2 separate regions of the Homo sapiens genome follow, and region 1 is linked to region 2. Evidence: read pairs that join two places in POLR2A ChIA-PET (ENCODE). Cell type or tissue: PC-9. All regions are shown on one strand.

Region 1 (5,000 bases), 170 kb after region 2:
AATCTCTCAATCCCCATAGATACTGGGAAAATCTAGGAACATGTTCAGAACTCAAAGAGGGGTCTTCTGCTGCTGCTTTTTGTGGGGAGACAGGATCCCTGAGCTGGGGGACCAGACATCCTGGTGCCCCTGGCTTCAAGCAGCTGGTGGATCTGCGCGCTCAAAACTTGCCCTGGTCTGTATGGCCTCATCCTCTCGCTTGTCCCACTATGATGGATCTCGCTCGCTCCGTAGAGCAGTGGCTTTGCAACCCTAGCCAGCACTGGGGTCGCGCGTGGACTTGTCAGGACACACATTGCTGGGCTCCACCCCGAGTTTCTGATTCTGGGGCGAGGATTGAAAACTTGCTTTTCTAACGAGTTCCCAGCATTTTCGATGCTGCTAGTCCTGAGACCATACTTTGAAAACCGCCCCTCTAGAAAGTGCGATCCCTCCCCAGGAAAGAAGCAGGGCTATTTTTGCTCCAAAAGTATCCATCCTGCACGCCCTCTTCAGTGCTTGGCACGTGGCGAATAAACCAATCAGGATGAAAGGAGCCAACCCAAGTGCGGAGTGTTGAACCTCAGAGGAAGAAACCCGCGTTCACCAGGCCCAGGCCTGGGCCAGGCGCTGTCCTGGCGGCGTCAGGGAGGACATCGTGCCCAGAGCTCGGACCCAGCAGCCCGGCCCCGCGCCCTCCCTGTCCCGCGGCCCGCAGGCCCAGCCCTCAAGCGCCCAGCCTCCGCGGCCTTTGTGGCGTCACAGCCAGCCTGAAGAATGGTTGCCTTGGAGACGTAAACCCAAGAGCCCTGCTCCTGGAGCTGAGAACTGCAGCGCGGAGGCTTCGGAGCGAGCCGGGGCAGTCGGGGTCGGTGGGTGCGCTCGCGGTCCGGGGAGAGGGGGCGCGCGGGGTCCGTGAGGGCGCGTGGGGGCGGCGGCAGGGGTGCGAAACCAGGGCCCGAGGGGCGCGCGTGGCCGGGAGCGGACTTGCAAGGCGCCTTCCAAGGCTGCCCGCTCGCATGCCACTTGCTTGAAACACACCCATCTACCATCCACCCCATCTGTCCTACCATCCCTGTGCACCTCGCTGTGTGGCTCGGGGCCTTGCAGAGCGCGGGTGTTAGGAGGCGACCCTGCGAACCCCAGGCTCACCCAATAGGGGGCTGCAGCAGGAATGCGGCAGGAATGGCACAAGCTTAGAGTGGGGGCCCTTTCCAGAGGCAGCCCCTCCTGACTGTGACTTTGGACACCTCGCTGAATCTCTGCTTCCTCCCCTGCAAAAATGAAAATTCATTCAATGGATGAAGTTAAGAAGTGCCAAGGGTATGTCAGGAGCTTGGATGAGCAGAAAAGACCCCCCTGTTCTCATGGAGCTCACATTTTAGGGGGAAATAGACAACGAATGGATTTTTAAAGTGATAATCAGATAGTGGGAATTGCAGAGAAGAAAATAAAGGCCACATGGGGGTGGGGAGGAAGAAACCACTTTGGATGGGATGGTGAGAGGTCTCTCTAAAGAGGTGACATTTGAGCTCGGAATTGAAGAGAAGGAAGCCCAGCACCCCCAGCTGGGTATGGGAGAATATTTTTTGGCCGAGGAGGCCGAAAATGCAAAGGCTTGAGGCCAAGATTGATGTGTTCTAAGCACAGAAAAAGTAGGCAGCTAGAGCCAAGTCCAGGAGGTGAGAGTGGACCCTCGGGTGGGAGAGGCAGGGAGCCGGCAGGTGTCCCCACAAGGTGAGCCCTCAGCAAATGTCGGTGGCTGTCAGCCACCCAGGGGGAAGGAAGCTCTGGGCTTGGGGACCACCAGGCTCAAGCACTGTGTCACTCCTCAGGTGAGGATCTCCTTTAGAAGAGGAGAAGCCTTGCATCAACCTCTTGGGCCTCAGCCAAGATGTCTGAGATACCGTCCACTATAGTCTCCAAGAACATGACCAATGACAGTAAGTACCGGGCCAGGGTGGGCACTCTCAGAGGTCAGGGGCAGCTTCGGAGCCTGTCCAGCTCCCTCACAGGTTAAGGTAGCTCTAAACCAAACACTAGGCAGGAGTCATAGATCTGCCTACTTCCCTTGAAACAAGGCATATGGATTGCCTGCAGCTGCTGTAACAAAGCACCACCACAAACTGGGGGGCTGGAGTCACAGACATTTGTTTTCTCAAGCTCTGGGGGCTGGATGTCTGAGATCAAGTTGTCCAAAAGGCTAGGTCCCTCCAAGGGCTCTGAGCGAGAACCCATTCCGGGCCTCTCTCCTGGTTTCCAGAGCTTTGCAGGCAATCCTTGGTGCTCTTTGGCTTGTAGAAGCATCACTCCCATCTCAGCCTTCCTGCCCATGTGGAATTCTGCCTGTGTGTGTCTGTGTCCAAATTTCCCCATTTTACAGGGACCCCATCACATTGGATTGGAGGCCTACCCCGCTCCAGAATGGCCTCAGCTTAGTGAATTACAGCTGCAAAGACCTTATTTCCAAACAAGATCACATTCTGAGACAGTAGGGGTTGGGACTTCAACATACGAATTGGGATGACACAGTTCAACCCACAACAGACCATGAGGAAGGTGTCACCGTGAAGGTGAGCTTCTCTCAGCACCCCTCTGACCACAAATGCCAGGCTGGGCTCCAAGGAGGTGGTCAGCTGGCGCTAGGCCCTGGATGAAACATGCCTGCCCTAGTGGAATTGCATGCATTTGCCAAGATCTCACACAGGGCGACGCTGAGGGAGGCTGCCCAGGCCTACCTGGGGCCCTTCAGCTTTTTTATTGGAATTTAATTTGGTTTTGACCAGGCATAGTATTCCATGGTTCAAAATTCAAAAGTGTGTTAAAAGCCCCTCATTGTGAAAAGCCTCTCCCACCCTGTCAAAGGCATACAGTGCCCCTTCCTTAGAGATGGCCACTGTCCCCTGTCTCTTCTAGGCTACCAGCTCAGTGCACATACAGGCAAATGTGTGTAGATGAGGTTTGTTCTTTTCTTACACGGAGATCACACAATGAAAACCCTGTCTGCACCTTGATTTTTTTAATTAACCCATACATTGTAGAGACTGTTCCTTATCAATACATCAAGAATTCCCTTATACTTTTTGTGCTTTTGAGTAGAATAGTAATCTTTCAGTATGGCTGTATCATAATTTATTAACCAATTCTCTGTTCATATGGGTGATTAGCTTGTTTCAGAAAGTGTGCTGCTATAAACAGTGACCCCCACCATTACACTTAGGTGTGCACACGCTCTCTCGTTCTTTTTTTGCTCCAGAGTAAATTTTAAAATGAAGAAGGGCTGGAATAAGGTTTAAAAACAAAGATGGCTTTGAAATGTTTATAGATAACAAATTAACTCTCAATGTGCCCATAAAACAATGCAGATAATTATGCTACCACAAGACAGTTGAAGGACATGTAAACTATATTGATTTGTTTATTGGTATGAGGGGGAGTGCCTAGTTGGGGTACCCTATGACCCTGTGGCATTGGTAATTCCTCGAGATTGATTGAGGGCCTGTGCATTTGTGAGAAAACCAGGCCAGACAGGCAGAGCCAGGATTGGCACCCAGGGCCAGGGGTCTCAGAGTCAGGTGGGTCAGGGAGGTTGGCATGGGCAAGGTGGGCAGGGGACCTGGCCAGGGGCTTCAGTCAAGAGGACTGCTGAGCTCTGTGTCCTGGGGTCAGCTGCAGGAGCTGGGACAAAGGTAGGGGCCAAAATGACACTGAGCCACCTGGAGTGAGAGGTTTGGGGATGCTGAGCCAAGTACAGATAGGACCCCCCCTCAACCAGAGGGCCCAGGGCAGGGGCCTGGAGGCCAAGTAGGGAAAGGGCATTCTAGGCGGCTGGCCAGGCCCAAAGGCCCTGAGGTGGGAGTGGGCGTGGTGTGTTCAAGGGAGAGACAGGAGGCCAGCATGGGCCAACTGGGTAGGGCCTGTGGCCCGGGAGGACTATTGGCCTCTGCCCAGATGACGGGAAGGATTTAAGAGGGAGACTGCTCAGTGTCTAGCTTTATGACTTTTGTGATGAGAACGCTGTTCCCTAAGCCTTGGCAGAGGGGCTGGTTTGGCCACAGCCTCCTTTGAGGCATCAGGGCGGGCAGGGGTGGGGGCTGCAGGAATGCCCGGAGCTCTGGCCCTGCACCCTCAGCACCCAGCCCAGTGCGGGGCCAGTTCCAGGAGAGGCACTGGGGTCGCGCGTGGACTTGTCAGGAGAGGGCCTGCGGCTGGTCCCTCTGGGCCAGAACCCTGCCTGAGCCTCACTGTGGGTGTGGAGAGTTTGTTCCTTGAGCGGCCAAATATATTTCCCAAGACACCAGGCTCCAGGTACAAGACTCCAGAAGGAGCAGGTTGGGAGAGGCTTGCCCCTGCTGAAGGAGCCGTGTGCATGCGCGTCAGGCCAGGATGCCCTGCAGGCTCTCACTGCTGCTTCTCAAGTGCACGTCCCCCACAATGGGAGCATTCAGGAAGGGCATGGGGTCTAGAGAGGTTGTTAAACCACAGATGGCCAGGCCTTCCCCCTGCCAGTTCTGGCTATGAGGGATGCGAAGGGCTGGAGGCAGGAGTTTAATTTGGCAGTGTGGAGAAACATGATCTTCAGTAATCTAACCTTCATCTTGGGACATCCGAAGCCTGGCCTGGTGGCCTCGTGGGCAGAGTGGGCCATCCACACATGCAGCCCACATCAGGCCACTCAGGGACCCACAGTCACTTCACTAATGTTCATGGAGCACCTACCGTGTGTCAGGCACTGTGCTGGGCTGGGGCACAGAGGGCCATGAGACGGAGGCGCCTGCTCTCTGAGCATTTAGTAGAGTGCAGCAAACAGCTCTCAACTTCACCGGCTCCATCCATTCCTGCAGCCCTGGCCAGGCCAGGCCTGGTTCACTCCCACTCAGTGTCTTGGCACTGCTGTGTCCTCCACAGGGAATGCTCTTCTCCCCAGTTTCCCTGGGACTCCCTCCCTCACACCCCACAGGAGCTCATTTAGATGTCAGCTCCACAGGGAGGCCTCCCCTAAACAAGGTAAAACGCGGTGC
Region 2 (5,000 bases):
CCATAGCTAACATCATACTCAACAGTGAAAAACTGAAAGCTTTCCCTCTAAGATCAGGAATGAGGCAAGGATCTCCCCTCTCACTACTTCTATTAAATATGGCATTGGAAGTCCTGGCCAGAGCAATTGGATAGTAAAAATATATAAAGGGCATCCAATTGAAAAGGAAGAAATAAAATTATCTCTGCTCACGGATGGCATGTTTTTTTATGTAGAAAACCCAGAAGCTTTCACACACAGAAAAACTATTAGAATTAATAGACAAATTCAGCAAGGTTGCAGGATTTTAAATCAGCAAACAAAAATCTTGCATTTCTATACAGCAATAGTGAACAACTTGAAAAAGGAAATTAAAAAAAATCCTATTTACAACAGCATTGAAAGAATGACATATTTAGTAATAAATCTACTCTAAAGAAGGAGAAAGACTTGTACACTAAAAACTGTAAAATATTGCTGGAAGAAATTAAGGAAGACTAAATACATAGAAAGATAGTTTGTGTTCTTAAGTTGGAAGACAATATTGTTAAGATATCTGTACTACCCAAAGTGATCTACAGATTCAATGCAACCCTTATCAAAATCCCAAAGGCATTGTTTGCAGAAATAGAAAAAGTCATTCTAAAATTAATGTGAAATCTCAAGAGATTCCAAATAGCTGAAACAATATTTTAAAAGAAGAACAAAGCTGGACTCACAAGCCCTGATATTCCTGATGTTAAAACATACTGCAAAGCTCCAGTAATCAAAACTGTGTGTTATCAACATAAAAACAGACAAATAGACCAATGGAATAGAAGAGAGGACCCCAAATGAACACTCGTGTATGGTCAAATGAACTTCAGCAAGGGTACTAAGATCATTCAATGGAGAAGGGAAAGTATTTTCAAGAAATCACATTAAGGAAAAAAACTGGATATCCACCTGCAAAATAATAAATTTGGACCCTTATAGCATATACAAAAATTAAGGTAAAATGGATTAAAGATGTAATACCTAAAACTATAAAACTAGAGTAAACTACAGGGGAAAATCTTCATGACATTGTACTTGGCATGATTTCTTGGATAATGACACCACAAGTACAGGCAACAAAAGCAAAAATAGGCAAATGGGACTGTGTTAAACTTTGCAAATGTTTATCGAAGGATAAGATCAACAGAGTGAACAGGCAAATCATATATCTGATAAGGGGTTAATAGCCAGAATTTACAAAAGAACTGTTATAACTCAACAACAAGAAATCAACCAGGTTTAAAAATGATCAAAAGACTTGAATAGATATTTCTCCTAACATTATTTACCAATGGCCAAGAAACAAATGAAAAGATGGCAACATCTCTAATCATCAGAGAAATTCAAATAAAAATCACATTGAGCTATCACCTCATACTCATTACAATGACTACTATTTAAAGAAAAAAGAAAAAAAAGAACAAATTGGAAACGATGTGGAGGACCTCATGTGCAGTGTTAGTAGGAATATAAAATGGTGCAGCCATTGTGGAAAACAATACAACAGTTCCTCAAAAAATTAAAAATAGAATTACCATATGATGCAGCAATTCCACTTCTGTTTAAATGCCCAAATGAACTGGAAGCAGTCCCCCAAAGAGATATTTGCACACCCATGTTCATAGCAACATTATTCACAACAGCTGATAGGTGAAAGCAACACAAATGTCCCTTTATGGATGAATAAATAAACAAAATGTGGTATGTGCCTACAAGGGAATATGATTTAGCCTTAAAAAGGAAGAAAATTTTGTCTTGTGCAACAACATAAATGAACTTTAAGGATATTATGCTAAGCGAAACAAGCCAGTCAGAAAAAAGAGGAGTACAGGTCATCACTGATTTATGATGTTTTGACTTACAATTTTTCCACTTTACAATGGTGCGAAAGCAATATCCATTTAGTAAAAACCATATTTGAAATTTAGATTTGGATCTTTCCCAGGCTAAGGATATTCAGTACCATGGTCTCTTTCAACGCTGGGCAGTAGCTACGAGTCACAGCTTCCACACTTGTTTGCCAGTCAATTTTGCCCAACTGTGGGCTAATGTAAGTGTTCTGAGCACGTTTAAGATAGGCTAGTCCAAGCTATGATGTTCAATAGGTTAGGTGTATTAAATGTATTTTTGACTAACCACAGGTTTATCAACATAATTCCATTGTAAGTCGAGGAGTATTTGTACTGTATGATCCTGCTGTAAGAGCTATCTAAAGTAGCTGGATTCATAGCAACAGAAAGTAGAACGGTGGTGACCAAGGGAAGAAGGGAAGGAGAGAAGGGGAGCTGCTGTTTAATGGGCATAGACTTGCAACTTGAAAAAGCTCCAGAGAGATTTGTTTCACAATAATGTGAATAGATGTGACACCTCAGCACTATACACTTAAAAATGGTTAAAATGGTACATTTTGTGCTATGTATTTTTTACTACAATTATGTGTGTGTGTGTGTGTGTGTGTGTGTGTGTGTGTGTATGACATGTATCTCTATAAAGGGGAGGGCCCCATCATCACACACAGTCCCCCAGGCTTCCTTCCCATCCCCATCTCCAGTTCCACCGTAGCCAGCATTTCAAGTTTGGTCCACAAAATATCCCACAACTTTGTTTTAAATGCACAGATAAGCCTTATACATATGTGGAAAGTATTTAAGTGGTATTATATTGTATATCAGTATTTATCTATCATGTTTTGAAAAAGAAAAACTCTCTATGGACCTAATCAAACTTTTCAAAGTACATTAGGGAAAACAGAATTTAGCTAGATTGGGGTTAACTTATGTTAAGAACAGCAGGTTTCTCCAAGACTCTCCAAGATGGATTCTTATCACATTCTCAAATGCACAAAGGAAAAGAGTTTGGTGACTCTGGAACCAGAATGGGGGTTGTGGAGGCCGTTGTTTGCCCTGTGGTCTCAGTTCTTTATGGATCTAAGAAGAGTTGTTAATTTTCAGTTTGGTTTTGCTTTCTTCTTATTACAAGGATGGGAGTGAAGACCAATCTCCTTATATTTCACACCAAAAACCAGAAGTCCCAAAACATTTCAAAGTCTAAATACAGTTGATACTTTTCATAGAAAATATAAATGACCAAGAAGTAGTAGAAAAAGTAAATAAATCAATAAATATTCATGGCATGGAAAACCCCTTTAATTTAAAAAGTATCTGTCACAAGCCAACAACTTACGACAAGTTGAATGATTAAACACTAGAGACAAACATATGCATTATTCATGATCTAAGATCCCAGAAACCCTTTAAAATCCTTGGGATCAATTAAATCTCACAATCAGGTTTTTTTTTTCAGATTTCTCAAAGATAATGTCATACATATATTATACCTTGGAAAACAACCCCAATGAGGACCGGGAGGACAGTCCATAATCGAGCACATTACTGCCTAGGTCACCAAATGCTCTTGCCCCAAGTTGTATACTTGAAGAGTATAAATAGTCCTCATTGGTTCAGGCCAGATTTTATTACCCAAAGAGTTTGCCACAGACCTTAGATTTCAGAGTTTTTTGGCATTTAGGAATTGCAGGTGAAGTGCTGTAAACCTATAACTATCAATCAAAGTTGTTCATAAACTTCTAGACAATGCAATAGGACAAAAAAAAAAGCTTAAAAACATTGGAAAGAAAAGAGACAAAATTGTCATTATATTAATTGTCCATTTCTAGAAAATAAGAAAGTACAGAAAACTAGGTTTTAGAGTGTTTTTTAATTCAATATTTTCTATATACATACATATAACATACGTGTGTGACATGTGTGTATGTGCATGTATGTAAGAATGGGTAACACCCTTCTTTTCACCCAGATGGAGATTGAGGAGAGAGAGTAACTGTTCTTGGCAAATAATTTAATCCAGTCTTTTCTAGACTGTGCATTTCTAAGGCTCTAATTGTGTTGCTAAGGGAGAGGTGTTTATAGCAGGTTTGTGGCTGCTTTCTTACCCTGCTAAGCCTGAAAGGGAAGCAGAAAAAGAACAAAGAACTAAATACCACTTTGGATAATAGTGTGATTTACTGATTCCATGGGAGGAAGTGTGTTCTTCCTAATTAAGAGTCAGTTAGGAGACATTTTCTTCCTTGCTGTGGCAAGAACTAATGTTTGTCCTTAAGAAAGACATGTTTGTGCTTAAGTCAACAGACACTCTGTACCATACATAGATTAATTTCCAAATGGACTAAACATTTAAACATGAAACATCAATAAAATTATTTCAATAAGATATAGAATAGTAATCCTAAAACCTTGGAATCGAAAGTGTTTTCATTCTCAGACGTCCAAAAGAAACAATTTGACTCATTTAACCATGTAAAAATATATAATTTTTATGGTAAAAAAAAACACCAAAAATCTTAAAAGAGGAAGTCACTGGTAAAAGTATTCACAACTAAAATGATCACAGAGGGTGTAATCGTTGAATTGTGCTCCTCAAAAAATATCTGTTGCACTCCTAACCCCAGTACCTCAGAATGTGACCTTATTTGGAAATGGGATCTTTTCAAAAGTAAGTGCCTCATATGAGGCATTAGGGTGGGCCCTGATGCAATATGACTGGTGTATTTGAGTATTTGAAGTGGGAGAATACTTGATGCCAGAGATGGGAGGCCAGGAAGAAATAATAAATTTACAATGCACAGCAAACACCATCTTTTAGGGAGAATTCTGGGAATATGGTAACCTGAGCCCAGATCCATTTCCTTCATTCCCACATGTACCTTTTCTGCACCAATCAGCTGCTGAGACTCTGAGCATCTATCTGGGTGCTCATGCAGCCTGGGCTTCTATGAGCATCTCAAAAAGAAGACCTCTGTGGTGCCTTCTCCCCAGTAGCTCAGTGGCAGGTGCCTGGAAGTCAACACTGGGGAGCTGCTAGGAAAATCCTGGGAAGCCTTGGGGGAAGTTCCCATCAGCCCCATGAGCCTGCCTGGTTTCCCTGGTCAAGAAGATACTAAATGTGGGCTGAGTCCTCCTGACCCT

What was found. Peaks named below come from ENCODE experiments on the same cell type or tissue, not always from the same donor. Only the 100,000 strongest peaks of a DNase experiment are listed, where the experiment ranks them.
Region 1: POLR2A ChIA-PET joins it to region 2 with 20 read pairs; 2 of 35 experiments call an interaction of 5 or more read pairs at or near these places.

What each region holds. Positions count from the first base shown.
Region 1 is chr3:126,394,128-126,399,127 of GRCh38, forward strand. It overlaps CFAP100 (cilia and flagella associated protein 100), which reads left to right and starts at 782. Exons shown (of 17, transcript NM_182628.3): 1 at 782-851; 2 at 1,815-1,922. The coding sequence starts at 1,874. It overlaps CFAP100-DT (CFAP100 divergent transcript), which reads right to left and starts at 671. Exons shown (of 2, transcript NR_103789.1): 1 at 172-671. RefSeq lists an enhancer at 3,678-4,187. In PC-9, no CTCF peak of the experiment used is centred here; no DNase peak of the experiment used is centred here; H3K27ac peaks cover 342 bases.
Region 2 is chr3:126,222,675-126,227,674 of GRCh38, forward strand. The region is part of intron 1 of LOC124909426 (a long non-coding RNA gene); the gene reads left to right. Among named protein-coding and RNA genes, the nearest start is that of ALDH1L1, 45 kb to the left of the region's middle. In PC-9, no CTCF peak of the experiment used is centred here; no DNase peak of the experiment used is centred here.